Regions from separate parts of the Homo sapiens genome. Here region 2 is linked to region 1. Evidence: read pairs that join two places in POLR2A ChIA-PET (ENCODE). Cell type or tissue: PC-9. All regions are shown on one strand. Links, peaks and the distances in the headings refer to the core of each region. The heading gives the core; the rest is flanking DNA. Region 1 overlaps PACSIN2 (protein kinase C and casein kinase substrate in neurons 2). Region 2 overlaps CYB5R3 (cytochrome b5 reductase 3).

Region 1 (8,385 bases), core at 111-8,110:
AGAGATGTTCATTCAAGACTCAGGACAACCTTCCCTGACCACCATATGTCCAGGTAGACCCTGTCACTCTCTGTCCCCCACTTGGCTTCATGCTTTCCCCCAGCCCTTAATGCTGTCTGCCGCTACATTACCTACTGGTGTGGCTTTGAAATCCCCTGACCCCTACTGGAATATATACAGGGGCCTTGTCACTTCTACCCATCCCGGGACCCCACAGGCCCAGCGAGGTGCCTGGCATACGGTAAGTAAGGCTGCATTACATTTCATTGAATGGAAGAATTCACATTTTTGGTACATAGCCATCTGGACTTTTTTTCTAGGTAATTACCCACTCTTAAACATATATTTTTAGATAAAGCCCAAGTGTTCAGCTTTTTAGACGTAAGAATGCTACTTATGGCGTTGAATGTTACTGTAAGCTAACTTTGCACTAGTTGGCTGGGGCTGCTGTTTTCAGTCAGTTTCAGCAATGGTGGCTGCACAGGCCTTCAGAGCCCTTCCTGAGCCTGTGCCTGGACAGCAGCGTGAATCGTCAGTCCACCTCATGCTGTCTCCTAGGAGGCTGTGCAGCTGCAGGCCTTCTTTCCTCAACCAAAATGCTGTGCCTGCCCACCTGCCCACTCCCTTCCCTCCCTCCCTCTCAGCCTAATCTGGTATGACTTTGTCTTATCTTTCCTAGTATTTAGACAATTTGTTCCTTTGTATCTTGGAGGATTGTTCCAGGACCCTCCAAAGGATACCAAAATCCATGGATGCTCGTCTCTGATATAAAATAGTGTTGTATTTGCATATAACTTATGTATACTCTTCAGTATTCTTTAAATCATCTCTAGATTACTTATAATACCTAATAGAATATAAATACAATGTAAATAGTTATACCGTATTGTTTAGGGAATAATGACAAGCAAAAAAAGTCTGTACATGTTTAGTACAGATGCAGCTACCCACTTCTTTCCCCCGTATATTTTCGATTCCTGACTGGTTGAATCCACAGATGTGGAACCCTTGGGTATGAAGGGCTGAGTGTGCTGTGAGCTCCTGGACCGCAGGGCCTGCATGGTGTTATTCACTTGTTTTCATTTCCATCCCCTAGCTCTTAGCAAGGTTTCTGGCACTCAGAAAGTAAATGTTTTTAGAATATTGGGAGAGATAGATGTAAAATAATTTGTAAAATCAATTTCCTTGGCTTGATATTTACTCAGTTTATTAGAATAAATTAAACATTTTATTGAAAATATTTAAGAATTTGGGACACAGGCTATGTCTTGAGACAGCCAAACTGACAAATTTTTATGAAGGACAGGTTCTTTCTGCCTGTGTGTGTGTGTGTGAGAGAGTGTGTGTGAGTGTGTGTGTGTGAGTGTATGTGTGTGTGTAGTGGGGGTATTGGGTATTGTAATGAAGTCAAGAGAGTAACCAAGACATTTTCTTCAGGGCTTCTCAGATAATATTATTGTATATTGTAATTCGGCATTTTATCATAAATAAGAATTGTCATTAATTTTTCCCCTTTATAAGTGGTCACTGGAAATGTTTATTAGGCAGCTAGCATCACAAAATGTGTGTGTGTGTGCGTGCGCGCGCGTGTGTGTATGAGGCTTAACGTTGAAGGTCTTTGTTTTGTGTTTCTAGAGTTCTCAGTGGCACAGCTGAGAATGGGTGTGTAAGTCCTGCTTGCCAAAGCCATATCCTCCCTGTGTGGGGTGGGAGTTGCCAGAGAGGCCAGGAGGAGTCATACTAGGAGCAAGAAGGCTGGGAAGGCTGGAGACTGACATTTTCAGGCACTCACATACAATGTGTCATTTAAATTCCTACTCTGTGTAGGTCAGCCACCTTTATTCCCATTTTGCTGGTAAGAAGGTAGCTTAGAAGTTAAAATGTGCACCTATTATTTAAGAAATGTTTTGTCCTTATAGAGACAGGATCCCACCTTGTTGCTCAGGCTGGTTTGTAACTCCTGGGCTCAAGCAATCCTTCCACCTCCACCTCCCAAAGTGCTGGGATTACAGGCGTGAGCCACTATGCCTGACCCACTCCCCTTGTTTAAGGGAAACTTTTGCTATTAATTTTATGCTTGATTTAAGCCTATTAGTTTCAGATTGTTGCCTGACAATTGAGTTCCCTGTTTGTTTTTCCAAATTACTGGCTAGTTCATTTTATGTGAACTTTTTTTAGAAATAAAAGCACTGTCAAGTTAGAATTCATTTATCAGTTTGTCACACGAAACTGGCTCCATATTCTTCTCTACAGTAGAGTGCTTTGGCTCTAGCTGATACCTTTGAATGAAATAGAATATTTTCTTGAGAAAGCGGCACCATAGTTGAGTGCATAGATGCCCAGAAAATATTTGAAAACCAAATCCTCTCATGGTTTGTACTTAAAATTTTTTTTTAGAGATGGGATCTCACTGTGTTGCCCAGGCTGGAGTACAGTGGCTACTCACAGGCACTATCATAGCTCACTGCAGCCTCAAACTCTTGGGCTCAAGTGATCTTCCTGCCTCAGCTTCCCAAGTATCTGGGACTATAGATAGTCATGTGCCACCACACCCAGCTCGTGTGGCTTTTTAAACTTCAAAGGCACATATTTATAGTACTGGTTGAGAAGGTATTTAGGTAGTTCACTTCTAGATAGCGCTTCTGATGGGTGTGACCTCTTCTTGTCCATGCTTACCTAGCATTCTTATGGTGGGCTTTTATCAGGACATTCTACTTTTTATTGCTGGTAGGTAAATGGAGCAGAAGTCACTCTTGTGGTGGAGTAACTAGTGACTTGAGCTGGTGTCTGATCTTCAGCGCCCTGCCATTTGTCAGTCCCCTCTCCCCTCCTTCACAGCCACAGCAGCTTCCCAGGGTTTGCCCTCCAGGACCAGCGGGACCCTGCACTGGGCTGGTTTCTAACTCCCCTTTGTCACACAGGTTCCTCTACCTGGGATGCCTTTCCTTGCTGCTCCTGCTGAAGAATTCCCACTGAAACATCAGCCCTGGGCACCCTTTCTGGACCCTCTATGTGTCCCCGTAGCATGTTGTGCAGAACTGTTTCCTAGCTCTTGGCCGCTGTGTTGGAGGAGGTTGTTCAAGTGTCCATCGACCCTGTGAGAATGGAGTGCCCCAGTGTGGGGGCACCTGGCTTACGGGCTCAGGAGCTGGGCTGCCGTGGAGCCTGGCCCCAGTCACCTTCTCCCTGGCCAATGCTTGTGGAAGGTCCCCATACTCCAGGCACTGTGCCAGGTCCCAGCCGGATGCCATTTGATCCGTGCAACCTGTCAGGCAGATTGGATTCTATTTTACCCATGAGCAGTGTCAGGCGCAGAGCTCTTAGGTATTTTGCCTGAGGCAGCTGGATCATTAAGAGGTCCCCCCCCCCACCCCCAGGGGTCTTGTGAAGACTCATAGATGCAGATTTCAGAGACCTTCTAGATTTGTGCATCCAGGCTAGCGTGTTCTTTGGTGTTGTCCCCTCTTGCTGTCTCTCATATTCAGCTTGTTCAGACCAGGGCTTCAGCTCCTCTTGAGGATTCCACTCATCAGACTGTTGGGTAGGGAAGAGCCTCTGAAACGGCTGCCTCCAAGCATGGGAAGAGGCCGCTCCTCTTTTGTGGACAAAGGGCCACAGAGGCCCTTTGTGTGACAGGAAGTCCTGCTTCTAGAAGGGGCTGCCTGAAAGTGGAGGGGTTGAAAGAAGCTGAAGCGTTGACCTGGGGCCACTCTGACTCATGCATGTTGTCAATAATACTCTTTGTCTGTCTTGGGAACCTGGCACAGCAGACCTCGAAGGTGGCCTGGAGCATTCCTCTTCTCCCTCCTTCCTGCTCACTCTGCCGCCTGTGAATGCCCCTATTTTCTGACCTGAACAAAGGGCAGCCTCCTGACCCATTCTATATTTTTTCCTTCTATTTATGCCAGGAGAATCTTTCTGTCTCATCTGGGCCTGTGTGAGTTTTCTTTTTTAGGGTTTAAGTGCGTCTCTTGAGTTGGAAAACTTGCAGCTTAAGGGAGAGCTGTCCCACTGGGCAGGTGCCTCTGACGGAGAGGAGGCGTCGTCGGGAAGTATGTGGCCGTGGCTGCTCTGGCATGATCCTGAAGACTGGCACGAAGGGGAATGGAGCCGCACAGAGAATTTCAGGCATCAGAGGGGAAGCGCAGGTACCCGGACCCACGGCCCAGCTCCCTGCAACATGGTCCACATGTCTCCTGTATTTGTGGCCATCTGTCAGTTGTTAAATACTGTGGTTAGGATGTGAGGACACCAGAAGCGAGGGAAGTGGTGGCAGAGATGAGCTGACGCGTCCTCATGTGCTCTGAAGTCCTGATCCCCAGCTGGACGAGAGAGGATCATGTGTGTGCGCATGCCTGTGTGAAGGGATCCTAAGATTATGTTGGAATAACACTGCATCAGTCCTGGGCAGGCAGCTTTGTGTGTTGTGTAACTGGGGCTTCTTGCTGTGGGGACATGGTGGCAAATCAGTGAGCACTTGTTCTTTTTGTTTTTTGAGACAGAGTTTTGCTCTTTCCCCCAGGCTGGAGTGCAGTGGTGCGATCTCACTGCAACCTCCATCACCTGGGTTCAAGTGATTCTTGTGCCTCAGCCTCCCAAGTAGTGGGTGAGCCCGTGGTACATTGCTGCTCTCGCCAGGCTCAGAGGCCAATGTGTGCCTCCTTCCTGGATGCAGTGGCAGTCAGTGAGTGCTTCCACTCCTGCCCCCAGGGACAAATCCTTTGGCTTTATTAGCTTTGTCCTTACTTCCCCCTTAGACTGTGGCAGGTTTGGGGTACCCATACTTCTGGAGACCCTACCCTGGATTATATTAGGTATGTTATGCTCACATGCAGTTTAAACACTTCTTTATGTTATAAAAGTAATTGGAAGGATTCTTATTATTTTGCTTTTGAAACTATTTGGCTATGAGAAGTTGATTTCTCCTCCACCTCCTCTAATTCATTTGTGCATTTGTTCAGAGGGAACAGTGTGTGTGAAGGGGTGGAGCTGATAGGAGTGTGGTGCTTGTGTTGGTAGACACAGGTGATTAACGGTGGCCAGAGCGTGTATAGTGTGGCCAGGAGTGTGGTGTGAGTGGTGAGGCTGGAGGAGCAGTAGTTACAGCCTGGAGGCCCTGCTGGCTTCGGGAGGAAGTAGGGGGAGGAGTTTGAGTAGAGGCAAAACCTGATCTTTCCAGAAGACATTCCAACCACCATGGTAGAGTCACAGTAATGTCATGGAGAATGAAGGGAGTCGGGGACTAAACAAGTGGCTGCAGGTTAGTTAGGACGTTGTTAAGGATTAGGCAGGAGGCAATGGTGGCCTTAGCGAAGGTAGCTATCATCATGGGGACAGAGCCAAGTGGGAGGATTCAAGAGATATTGAAGAGCTGATGTAGTCCGGTCTTGGAAGCTGATTGAATGTGGTAGTGGTGAGGGGGGTTGGGTGTGGGAAGAAGAGGAGTTTCTGGCTTGAGAAGCTGGGTGAATGAATGGTGGGACCATTTCTGACGTAGAAAACCCAGGAACAGGAGTGGGCTCATAGGGAAGGGGATAGTTTGCAAGGACTGTGTGATGGCCAAGTGGAGGCATCCAGTAGGCAGAGATGCGGGTCTGGGCCAGACAGCAGATCAGGGGGCTTGAGGTTAAAGGTGGTTTGGTGTGTGGGCACAGAAGACGTAAGAGAGAGGGCCTGGGACAGAACCTGGGGAGCGCCAGCAGCCAGGAAACAGGCAGAGGAGGTTGAGAGAAGGCACACTGCAGCCACTACAGAAATGAGCTGGTGAGTGTCAGCTCCCTCCCCAAAGACTCCTCTTGCCCTCGTCCCCCACTGATTTTGCTTCTGTCAGCTTGGTAATTGCCGGTGCGTACATCTAGTCACTGTGCAGACTCATTTGAGCATCTACCTCATGCTAAGCACTGGGGATACGGAGATGACACAGCCCTTGCCTCTTTTTTTTTTTTTTTGAGACGAGTCTTGCCCTGTCGTCCAGGCTAGAGTACAGTGGTATGATCTTGGCTCACCGCAACCTCTGCCTCCCAGGTTCAAGTGATTCTCCTGCCTCAGCCTCCTGAGTAGCTGAAACTACAGGGGCGTACCACCACACCTGGCTAATTTTTGTATTTTTAGTAGACATAGGGTTTCACTGTGTTGGCCCGGCTGGTCTTGAACTCCTGACCTCAGGTGATCCACCCATCTTGGCCTCCCAAAGTGCTGAGATTATAGGCGTGAGCCACCGCGCCCAGCTACAGTCCTCACCTTATAAGTTGATGTGTAGTGGATGCGCTGTGCCACTCTGCCTTTTTTGCTTATACCCAATTTCGGATGGAAAATAGCTCACCTGCTAGTTCTCTGTAACGGATGTGTTGTGTCCTTTCTGTCAACTCGTCATTGTTTTCTTAGCTTTGAGCAGCTGACTCGTTTCCAATTTTTGCTGTTATAAATATTGCAGTGATGAACATTTTGTCCAAGCTATTTTTTCTTTGAGTTTATTTGCTTGGGGCATGTTCCCCAGAGTGGGACTTAAGGGTCAGAGGTTGGTAACTGTTATCTGCCTTGTTCTGTATTTTCAGATTTTTCCATGAAGCCTATTAGCAATGTTAGAGTACATTTCTGTTTTCCTGTAGCCCCACCAAAACTGGCATTGTCATATTAATTTTCCTTATTTTACAAGTTATTTCCATATTTTAAAGGAAGTTGTGCTTTTTTTTCCTGCATGGGAATTTGTTGTATTATATTTAGCTAGGTTACATTGCAGTAACAAGCAAACCCCAAGTCTCAGAGACTTAGCCTAACACAAATGTCTTTCTCGCTTGATCTGTGTGTCCCTTGTAGGATGGCTGGGGGTGCGGTTCCACAGAGTCCCTCAGGCCAGGCTGATTAAGGAGACAGCACTCTCTGAGAGCTGCCACTCGAGGCCTGCTCAGTGGACAACACAGTAGACAGGAGAGGCTGGGGGCTTTGTGTGGACTTTTCACTACTGATGTGGCCAGGACTACCAACACAGTCTGGCTTAGCAGGTAGAACTTAGTGAGCATTCCTGTCTCTGCCCAGCCATCTCCTCTTCTGTTTGTTCCTCTCCAGCAACTTCTTTGTCCAGTGGAATTGGATCCTCTGTCTTCATATCAGCTCTTAATGTATTTTAGGTAATAAGATTTTTATCAATTGTGTCTTTTTCTTTCTTTGCTTTCTATATTGTATTGTGCAAAAGTTTAACGTAAGTTTTGGACACATTCATGTTTTCCTCTGATACCTTATTATCACAAATTTCTTTTCTCAAAGCCAGAGAATAAGCTGCTTTTCTTTGAGTTGCTTAAAATGGATTTTATTTGGCTCCTTATGACACTTGAAATTCATCAAAATATATAATGTCAGGTGGTTTTAATCTAAGTTAATTAGGTCCTTGGTGATGCCTGTTCTGCAACATTAAAACAAAACAAAAGAAAGAAAAAACACCCAACCCCAAGCAACACCTCTTCATGACAGAAACACTCAGCAAACCAGGAACAGAAGGGAACTTGACTGGATAAAGGGTATTAATCAAAACTTCCAGGGCTGGCAGTGAAAGACTAAAAGCTTTCTTCCTACAATCCAGAAGAATAGGACCTTGATGTCTGTTCTCACTCCTTCTGCTCAATATTGTACTGGAGAGTCTAACCAGGAACTTCGAAGTTAGACAAGAAAACAAAAGGCATACAGATTGGAAAGGAAAAGGTAAAACACTCTCTGTTCAAAGATGGCATGATCTTATATAAAGAAAATCATAAGGAATCACCAAAAAAACTCTTAGAATTAATATACAGGTTCAGCAAGGTTGTAGGATATAAGATCAATATACAAAAATAACGATATTTCTATAATCTAGCAAGGAATAATTCAAAAAATGGAATTAAGAAAACAGTTTCATTTATTATAGTATATAAAGAATAAAATAGGAGTAAATTTATGAAGAGAAGTGTAAGACTTATATTCTGAAAATTACAAAACATTGTTGAAATAAATTTAAAAGGACCTGAATAAATGGAAAGAGATCCTACATCCATGGACTGGAAGACTTCACATAGTTCAGATGGCAGTACTCCTCAAATTGAGCTACAGAGTCACAGCAGTCCCTTTCAAAATCCCAAAGCAACAAGCCAATTCTAAAATCCCTGTGGAAATGCAAGGGACCAAGAATAGTCAGAACAGTTTTGAAAAGTCAGAGAACAAAGTTGGAGGGCTCACACTTCCCAATTTACAAAAATGTATAAATCTACAGTATTCAAGAAACAGTGTGGTGCGGGCATAAGGATAGACATGGAAAAATGAGATAGAGTCAAGAAAACAAAACTAAACCCCTACATTTATGGTCAGTTGACTTTGGACAAGGATGCTAAGCCAGTTCAATGGGGGAAAGAAAAATCT
Region 2 (8,256 bases), core at 257-8,256, 320 kb after region 1:
ATTATGTGATCGTCCCTGGCCTGAGCGTAAGACCCACTTAACAAGACCTCAGGGGTTTTAGTCTCAGCTCCTTCCCTGGCCCAATCTGGCTCTTAGCCAGCCCCCCTCCTCCTCTGCCACTGTCCCAGCCACTGACCATGCCCTGGGTGCCCACCCTGTGCAGGGTGGAAGCCTGGCTTTGGGCTCTTGGAGTTCCTGGGCAGGGAAGGCTCCCACTTTCTGCCCTGTGAAGCCCACCTCAGTCCTGGCTGCCCCATTTCCCAAGGGGCTCTCAGGTGCAGTGGCTTCTGCAGCCCCTCTCTTGGGATGCAGGCCTGGGCACGTGCAGCCTTGTCTAGCTCTGCCCCAGTTTGCCCATCCAGCCCTCAAGTTCTTCCTGCCCCTTCAGGCCACTGCTTGAGCTGATGGCAGAGATGGATTCCTCCCTCCCCGTCCTGTCTGGCATCCTCCCTTTGGGACCCTGGGTTCATTCCCTGTTCTGGCCACCTTGTTTGTGGCCCCTCTAGGCCAGCAGGACAGACACACCCAGCGTGCGCCTGGCCTCAGCACCTCACACGCAGCGTGCATGTGTGTGCATCTGTGCTTGGCGTCGGCGTCACGTCTTACAAGGACAAGCAGGCACTGGGGAAGGGTGGGGACACAAAGGAGGAATGGGATGGGGGCTCCGAGGCCTGGGAGCCGCCCTGGGAGGCCTCTGCCCTGGGGACCGTTCAGCAGCTTTGGGCCTCTCTCCAGATCATCAGCCATGACACCCGGCGCTTCCGCTTTGCCCTGCCGTCACCCCAGCACATCCTGGGCCTCCCTGTCGGTGAGTCACGCCCCTGCTGGGCCCATTCGGAGCCCGGCAGGCTGCTGGGGCACTAGATCAGAGAGATGGAAGCTTTACATTTCCACCAGGGAGAGCAGGGAAGCCTTCAGGAGGAGGTGACAGCTGCCCTGGGCCTTTGAGGGCGAGTCTGTTGGAATGAGAGTGGGAAGGCCCAGAGTCCCTGGCAGTGGCACCAGCAGGAGTGAAGGCATGGAGGCAGGAAGCTGGGACGTGAGGGGAATCCCCGGGAGGGGTGGGAGGGGGCCGTGGGAGCTGACGCCAGGCCAGGCTTTGAATGCCGGGTGGGGTGCAGGGGAGTGGGTTGACAAGACCCAGGGGTCACCCGCAGGATGATCTCTGGCCCAGAGTGACCCCGTTCTGTCCTGCAGGCCAGCACATCTACCTCTCGGCTCGAATTGATGGAAACCTGGTCGTCCGGCCCTATACACCCATCTCCAGCGATGATGACAAGGGCTTCGTGGACCTGGTCATCAAGGTGAAGCCTCTGGGTCATGACTGTGGAGGGGGTGTGGGTGGGTGGCCATGGCAACAGCCCATGTGGACCCCCTGGACAGGGAAGTCTCCCGCTCCTGCCCTGTGCAGCCCAGCCTCGGTCATGGCTGCCCCACTTCCTCAGGGGCTTGCAGGGGCAGTGGCTTCTAGAGCCCCTCTCGAGTCCATGTCCCCCCGCAGCCCGGACTCCAAAGACCCAGTGCTCCCTTGTGCCTGGTTTCTGAGTAAATAGCACGTCATCTTTACCAACAAAAGCCAAAGAAGGGGGTCTTGGCAGAGAACAGGGGCCAGGGTTCAGGGCAAGTGCCTTCAAACAAGGACAGGTACCTGCAGCAGAGGCTCCAGGAAGGCCGGCTGGCGGTACAGACGCCCCTGCTGCGAGGTGTGACGGCGCAGTCCCGTCCCTGCTCTCACGCTGGGAGATCCCTGGGAGTTGGGTCCCGAGTGTGCGGGGTGAGGCAGCCACTCCACCGTGGTCAGCGGCCGGGCCTCTGTGACACGCAGGCCCTGTTCTTACCCGTTTCCCTAAGAAATGTCCCTCAGGCCTGCTAGGGAAACATGTGAGGGGCTCGTGTGGTGTTGTCTGGGAGCTGGGGTGATGGGCTTTCTGGGGTCTGCTGCGGGGTTCGAGGTGGAGGTTCACAGGAGAAGATGCAGGCGTTAGGGGCAGCAGCCCGGAACCTGAAACACACATGCCGAGTGGGAAGTAAGAGGCAGCATGACGGCCCCAGCAGGGACGTTTTTATGAAAATTAGAAATACAAGCTTTCAGCCAGGCACAGTGGCTCACACCTGTAAGCCACTTTGGGAGGCCAAGGCGGGTGGATCACCTGAGGTCAGGAGTTAGAGACCAGCCTGGCCGACATGGAGAAACCCCGTCTCTACTAAAAATACAAAAAAATTAGCTGGGCATGGTGGTGCGCACCTGTAATCCCAGCTACTTGGGAGGCTGAGGCAGGAGAATCACTTGAAGCTGGGAGGCAGAGGTTGCAGTAAGCCAAGATCATGCTACTGTACTCCAGCCTGGGCAATAGAATGAGAGCCAGTCAAAAAAAAAGAAATACAAGCTTTCCTGCAGAACAGAGGGTGAGAAGCAGCCTAGACCAGTGGGTATGTGGGGTGTTGGAGACCCTCCCCAATCAAGGCCAAAGCCCTATAGCCTCCCCAGCCCAGCACCCTCAGGTACCCCTGGAGCCCCCTTACTGGGCCGTAGCTGAGGCCCTTACCTTGCCAGGTCTGGGGGCAGGCACTGGATCTGAAGGGTGGGAAGGGCCCTGGCCCGGGCTCCTTCCTTGCTGGGGCGCCCAGGCCTGGCCTCAGGAGCCCGTCTTTGGCTGGAGGACGGACACTGGACACATAGTCATGGGGAAGCCAGTGCTCCCTGCAGGGGACAGGTACCTGCGACCGAGCTTCCAGAAGGGCCACCAGGGATGGGTGGGGTTGGCTGGTGAGAGTGGCTCCCTAGCAGGTGACAGTGAAGGTGAGATCTGGGGCTGAGTAGGCACTGACCAGGTGAAGAAGGAAGAAAAGGAGCTTCAGGTGCAAAGGCCCTGAAGTCAGCAGCAGGCTCAAGGATTGAAGTGGCTGGAGGGTTGGGGCAAGGGGTGGGAGAGGTCAGTGGGGCCAGACGGGGCCTTGGAGGCCCCAGTAAGGTTTGGGGCTTTGTCCAGAAGCACAGAGGAGGTGATGAGGGCTCAAGCATCTGTTCACGTTGAAGTCTCTCTGGCCAAATGTGGAGAAGCTATTAGGAGGATTCAAATTGAGGATGAAAAACTCACAGGTGACCAGGCCTCTCCTGGCTTGGAGACCTGGCTGGCTCCCTTGGTCCTTGATAAAGGTTAGAGTCCTGGCCTGGCACCCAGGGCCCAGGACAGTGTGCTCTGCCTGCCTGTCCGTGGCCCTCCACTCCCCTCTGCCTCCACACCCCATAGCCACCCTCTGTGCTGAAGCCACAACAGGCTCCCCTCCCTGAGGCACTGTGTACACGCTGTCCCTCCCCCAGCCACCTTCCCCTTCTCCATCCATCAGACTCCTTGGGCAGGGTGAGCCGCTCCTCCTCTGTCTCCCCATTTCTTTGTAGGTGTCGGATTGAGGCCCTTCTCTTTCCCAAGACAGTAATCCTAGAGAGTGCAGGGCAGGAAGTAGTCCCAAGAGTGAGGGAGGTTTTTAGCGACAGCACAAAACGGAAGGGACTGAGTGTCCACCAGGAGGAGTGTGGCTTAGTGGGCCTCCCAGAGCCTTGACTTTGCTGACGGGTTCAGTGTCTCCCGTTGGGAGGGGGCCCCAGAGACAGTTGGTGAAATGTGAGTGCATCCAGCCCTGGAGTTGGTCGGCCTTGTACACGAGGCTGGTGGTTTGCTTTCCCCGGATATGTCAGGTGGAGGCTGACTCCTGGGAGGACGGGGTGAAGGACGGGGTGCAGGACAGGTAGGATTTGACGGCTGGGTGGATGGGGCTCCACGGGAGAAGGCCATGTGTGGGCCTCAGAAGAAGCTGCAGAAGAGGCACTTGTCTCCCACTGTGGGCAAGAGCTCGCCCCTGAGACCTGGAGCTGGGGACTGAGGGCTGCGGGGGTGTCTTGCAGGTTTACTTCAAGGACACCCATCCCAAGTTTCCCGCTGGAGGGAAGATGTCTCAGTACCTGGAGAGCATGCAGATTGGAGACACCATTGAGTTCCGGGGCCCCAGTGGGCTGCTGGTCTACCAGGGCAAAGGTGATTCGGGTCGGAATCCCTTGGTTACACGGCAGGCTCAGAGAATTGGAGAGCTTGGGCGTGCTGGGTGCAGGGTGCAGGCCCCTGGCTCTGTGTGGATGGGTGACTCTCGTCAGGCCAGCTGTCCCTCTCTGGGAACTGAGTCTCCCTGGCTGTAGAGGGGGTAAGTTGCTGGCACAGGGGTTGCAGACAGGCCACTCCTGGGGGCCACGTCTCACCCACTGCCAGCCTCTATTTGGCTTTCTCAGCATCTGAAACAAGCAAGCAAGAGGACAGAGCTGAGCCTCCGGGTTCCCAGCCTCTCCACTGCTCCTGCACCTTCCTCATGGCTCGCGTTAGAATGGCAGCTGCCTCTACCTCGGACCTCACAGTGGGGGCAGGTTCTCCAGCCCCCTCTCCAGCCTCTCCAGCCACCACACATGGCATGTTTGATGGCCGGGCCTCACCCCTTCTCTCTCCCCAGGGAAGTTCGCCATCCGACCTGACAAAAAGTCCAACCCTATCATCAGGACAGTGAAGTCTGTGGGCATGATCGCGGGAGGGACAGGTACACGGAACCCCCCACTGAGGCGTCCGGCGGCTCATGTTAAGGGTGGGGTTGGGGTGTGGGTGAGGCGCAGGTTCTGAGTGCCTGGGAGCTACCAGAGGTCAGGGGCCCAGGCCCAGTGGTCCTGGCCCCTCCACCCCAGTACACCTGGGCGGGGCGGTGCCTGTGAACAGGCCTCGCTCAGCACGTGCGAGGCCCGGCCGGCTATTTTGCAGGCATCACCCCGATGCTGCAGGTGATCCGCGCCATCATGAAGGACCCTGATGACCACACTGTGTGCCACCTGCTCTTTGCCAACCAGGTCAGTGGGCATCCCCATGATGGGGAAACTCAGCTTACCCTGAGAGGGGACTTCGGGCCTGGTCAGGTGCTGTTCCAGGGGTCTGCACAGCTCTGCTGAGATTCTGGGGATGACCGGGATGGGGGGCCCTGAATGTTCTGTGCACTGGCGGCCTTGGCAGCAGCACGGCGGGCAGGCTTTGTGGTGCAGCGCCTGTGTCTGGCTGAGGGGGCTGCCTTGCGGGGAGCTCCCTGAGCACCCCCTCCCCTGGCTGCTTCCTCCAAAACTCAGAACTCCCTTCACCATGAGCACGGTGTGGAACCCACTGGTAGAGTGGGAAGAATGCTGGCCTGGACATGGAGGGGCCCATCTTACAAATGACCAGACATTTGCACGAAGCCCCTGAGCTACAGGGTGTCAGGGCAGGATTTGAATGTTGGTGTCTCTGGCTCCTGATTCATATCCTTGTCCACGAGCCCACTGCCTGCCTGCCCGCCCTGGCCTGCTGTGTGGTCTTGGACGAGCTACTTTCCCTCTCTGAGCTTCACTCCCTCATCTGTAGAATGAGCTGATGAAACTGGGTTGTTGCAAGGTCTTTTCAGGTTAGTGTTTTGTGACTGATGACGTAGATTTGGGGGAGAAGATGCTTGCCTGAGGTCCTTGGATGTGGGTCCTTGCCCCACCCTGCCTCCCCGCAGCTGCAGAAAACTGCCGCAAGGCCAACCAAGATGGCCTTGCCAGGCCCAGGGGAGAAAGAGCCAGAAATTCTAAGCTGGCTGGTGTGGAGGGAGAGAGGGCAGCAGTGAGACTTGGTGGTGCTGGTTCAGAGTCTGTGGAGGCCGTCAGACCGTCTGTCACCTGTACAGGCCATCTTTGCAGCTGGTAGCGAGGGCAGTGTGGTCGCCTCATCTCATACCTCCGAACACAGGCTCCGGGAGGGGCTTGACTGTGCATGTCTCGTGGGAAGTGCTGAAACCAGGATGCAAACCAGGGTTTTATTTATTTATTTATTTTGATACAAAGTCTCGCTCTTGTCCCTCAGGCTGGAGTGCAATGGCACAATCCTGGCTCACTGCAACCTCCGCCTCCCGGGTTCAAGTGATTCTCCTGCCTCAGCCTCCCGAGTAGCTGGGATTACAGGATGTGTGCCACCATGCCCGGCTAATTTTTATATTTTTAGTAGAGATGGGGTTTTACCATGTTGGCCAGGCTGGTCTCGAACTCCTGACCTCAGGTGATCCACCCGCCTCAGCCTCCCAAAGTGTTGGGATTACAGGCGTGAGCCACAGTACCCAGCCTATTTTTATTTTTAAAAAACTATTTTAGAAAACATCATTCTGTTTTACGTTTTTGCAAACCTTGGAATGTCTGGCTTCATAGGACAGCTAGATTCCTGTGTTTGTTTCTACATCCCATCTGTGTGATGTTGCCAGTCACGCAGCCTCTGGAAAGTGGCCCCATCTACTGAGAGAGGAAGAGTGAAAAATACCAGTGTCTCAGTATTATATGAAAACCATTTGGCCTCAGGGATCCTCTCCAGGGTCCCAACCCCAGGGGTCCCCATGCTACACTCCGAGAACCGTGCCAGTCGGGTCATTGCTGCTCGTTTCCTCTCCTACCTTCCTCCGTGACCTCAGTGCCTGGTTTTGAGCTGGGAGCCCCCTACCCTCGAGTAGCAGCCCCCCAAGGTTCCATCCCTCTGTTCATCTGTCAGGTGGGTCGCGGCGGTGGCCACCTCAAAGGATGGTGGTGAGGATTAAAGCATGAGACACACTTTAGCTCAGAGAGGAAGACATAACTTTTTTTAAAAAAATTGAGACGGAATTTCACTCTTATTGCCCAGGCTGGAGTGCAATGGCGTGAATCTCGGCTCACTGCAACCTCCGCCTCCCGGGTTCAAGCGATTGTCCTGCCTCAGCTACCTGAGTAGCTGCGATTACAGGTGCCCGCCACCACATCCAGCTAATTCTTTATATTTTTAGTAGAGACGGGGTTTCACCATGTTGGCCAGGCTGGTCTCGAACTCATGAGCTCAAGTGATCCACCCACCTCAGCCTCCCAAAGTGCTGAGATTACAGGCATGAGCCACCATGCCTGGCCTAAAAAGAAAGTTACACATAGTTAATAGAAAAAGAAAAGTGAAAAGATGCACACAAAAATCCTAACAGTCATTATTTCTGAAGGGTTTCAGGTACTTTTTCTTCCATATTTTCTGTATTTTTTTCCTTGAGTTCATCTAGCCCAAAGCCTGTCCCTGTCCCTGTCCTCACCCCATTAGGGCAGAAAGGGCCCTCAGCCTCCCACCCTCAGAAACTGGAAAAACTGTTCAACACCCCGTGTTCCCTGGGATGTGTTGAGGCTTATGCCCCTCACACAGCTCATCTGCTGGAGGGGAGCACCAAGGAGCTGGTGATTCCCGTATTCAGGCACCCTTGGGCTACGCGGAGGGTGGGTGCAGTTCCCCAGCCCTGGGAACAGAGGAGTCACGTCTGTGGCTGCCTCCTGGGGAGAGTCCACCCCGCCCTTGCCCAGCCTGGGAGCTCAGTAGCGATTTGTTAGTGGGCAGCCCTTTCTGGGTGGCAGCGCTCTTTGGCCCCTGGTTTCTTTGAGTTCCCTGAGGTCAGGGACACTGCACACTGACCTAAGGAGCCCCTTCTGTCCCTGTGTGACCTGCAAACGCTGGGCAGCAGCCTGTGATGTGATCAGAGGTGGAACGGGGGTGGGGGGCGGGGAGTCGGGTGGGGGATTCAGGGGGAGATCCCTGATAGCCCCTGGAGGGTCCAGGAAGCTTTCCTGGAAGGGATGACGCTGGACTGAGTTCTGTAGGGCTCTGTGACAGCCGGGTGGGGGTGGGGGAGCCGCAGGCCAGCCAGGAGGATGGGTGTGGGCAAGGCCCGAGGGGGCCAGGTTGGGTGGGGAGTGGTGTCTGTACTTCCTGGTTTCTGGAGGTACAACCTGAATGAGATCCCAGAACGCAAAAAGACTTGCCGGAGGGCTGAGGGTGCAAATCCTGAGCCTTCTCACGGGGCCATTGCTTATTGTATGTGTTACACCCGCTCCCGGGCTGACCCCCTGGAGTATCTTGGCACATTTCCCGTCTCTTCCCTTTTTGCTGTCGCGCAGCTTGGCCGCCTTTAGTTTTTTCCATTTTTCCCACTCTCGGGACATCGAGCCCATTTCCTCACAACAGCAGAAGCAGTTGACACACTGAGTTTCTAGCGAACGCCTTCGCCCCTTCAGCAGCAGCTTTGAGGGGCTCCTTAGGCTAGACAAGGAGAGAGGGGTGCCAGGGTGATCTCTGGCCGAGTCCCCTCCTGAAAGCTCCGCAAGCGTGTGGCCCGCAGGCGGGCGCGATGACGAGGCGCGTCTCTGTTGAGTGTCTCCAGGGGCAGTCT

What was found. ChIA-PET counts read pairs that join two places held together with the same protein. Peaks named below come from ENCODE experiments on the same cell type or tissue, not always from the same donor. Only the 100,000 strongest peaks of a DNase experiment are listed, where the experiment ranks them.
Region 2: POLR2A ChIA-PET joins it to region 1 with 17 read pairs; 2 of 35 experiments call an interaction of 5 or more read pairs at or near these places.

Annotation. Positions count from the first base shown.
Region 1 is chr22:42,942,660-42,951,044 of GRCh38, reverse strand. All of the region lies in intron 1 of PACSIN2 (protein kinase C and casein kinase substrate in neurons 2), which reads left to right. Among named protein-coding and RNA genes, the nearest start is that of PACSIN2, 68 kb to the left of the region's middle. RefSeq lists enhancers at 2,594-3,485, 3,486-4,378 and a silencer at 5,869-5,948. In PC-9, for the core only: no CTCF peak of the experiment used is centred there; DNase peaks (open chromatin) are centred at 1,734, 2,684, 3,344 and 3,674; H3K4me3 peaks cover 1,844 bases; H3K27ac peaks cover 5,689 bases.
Region 2 is chr22:42,623,930-42,632,185 of GRCh38, reverse strand. CYB5R3 (cytochrome b5 reductase 3) reads left to right here. Exons shown (of 9, transcript NM_000398.7): 3 at 736-808; 4 at 1,198-1,304; 5 at 3,905-4,034; 6 at 4,498-4,581; 7 at 4,797-4,882. Among named protein-coding and RNA genes, the nearest start is that of ATP5MGL, 13 kb to the left of the region's middle. RefSeq lists enhancers at 174-675, 8,039-8,256. In PC-9, for the core only: no CTCF peak of the experiment used is centred there; no DNase peak of the experiment used is centred there.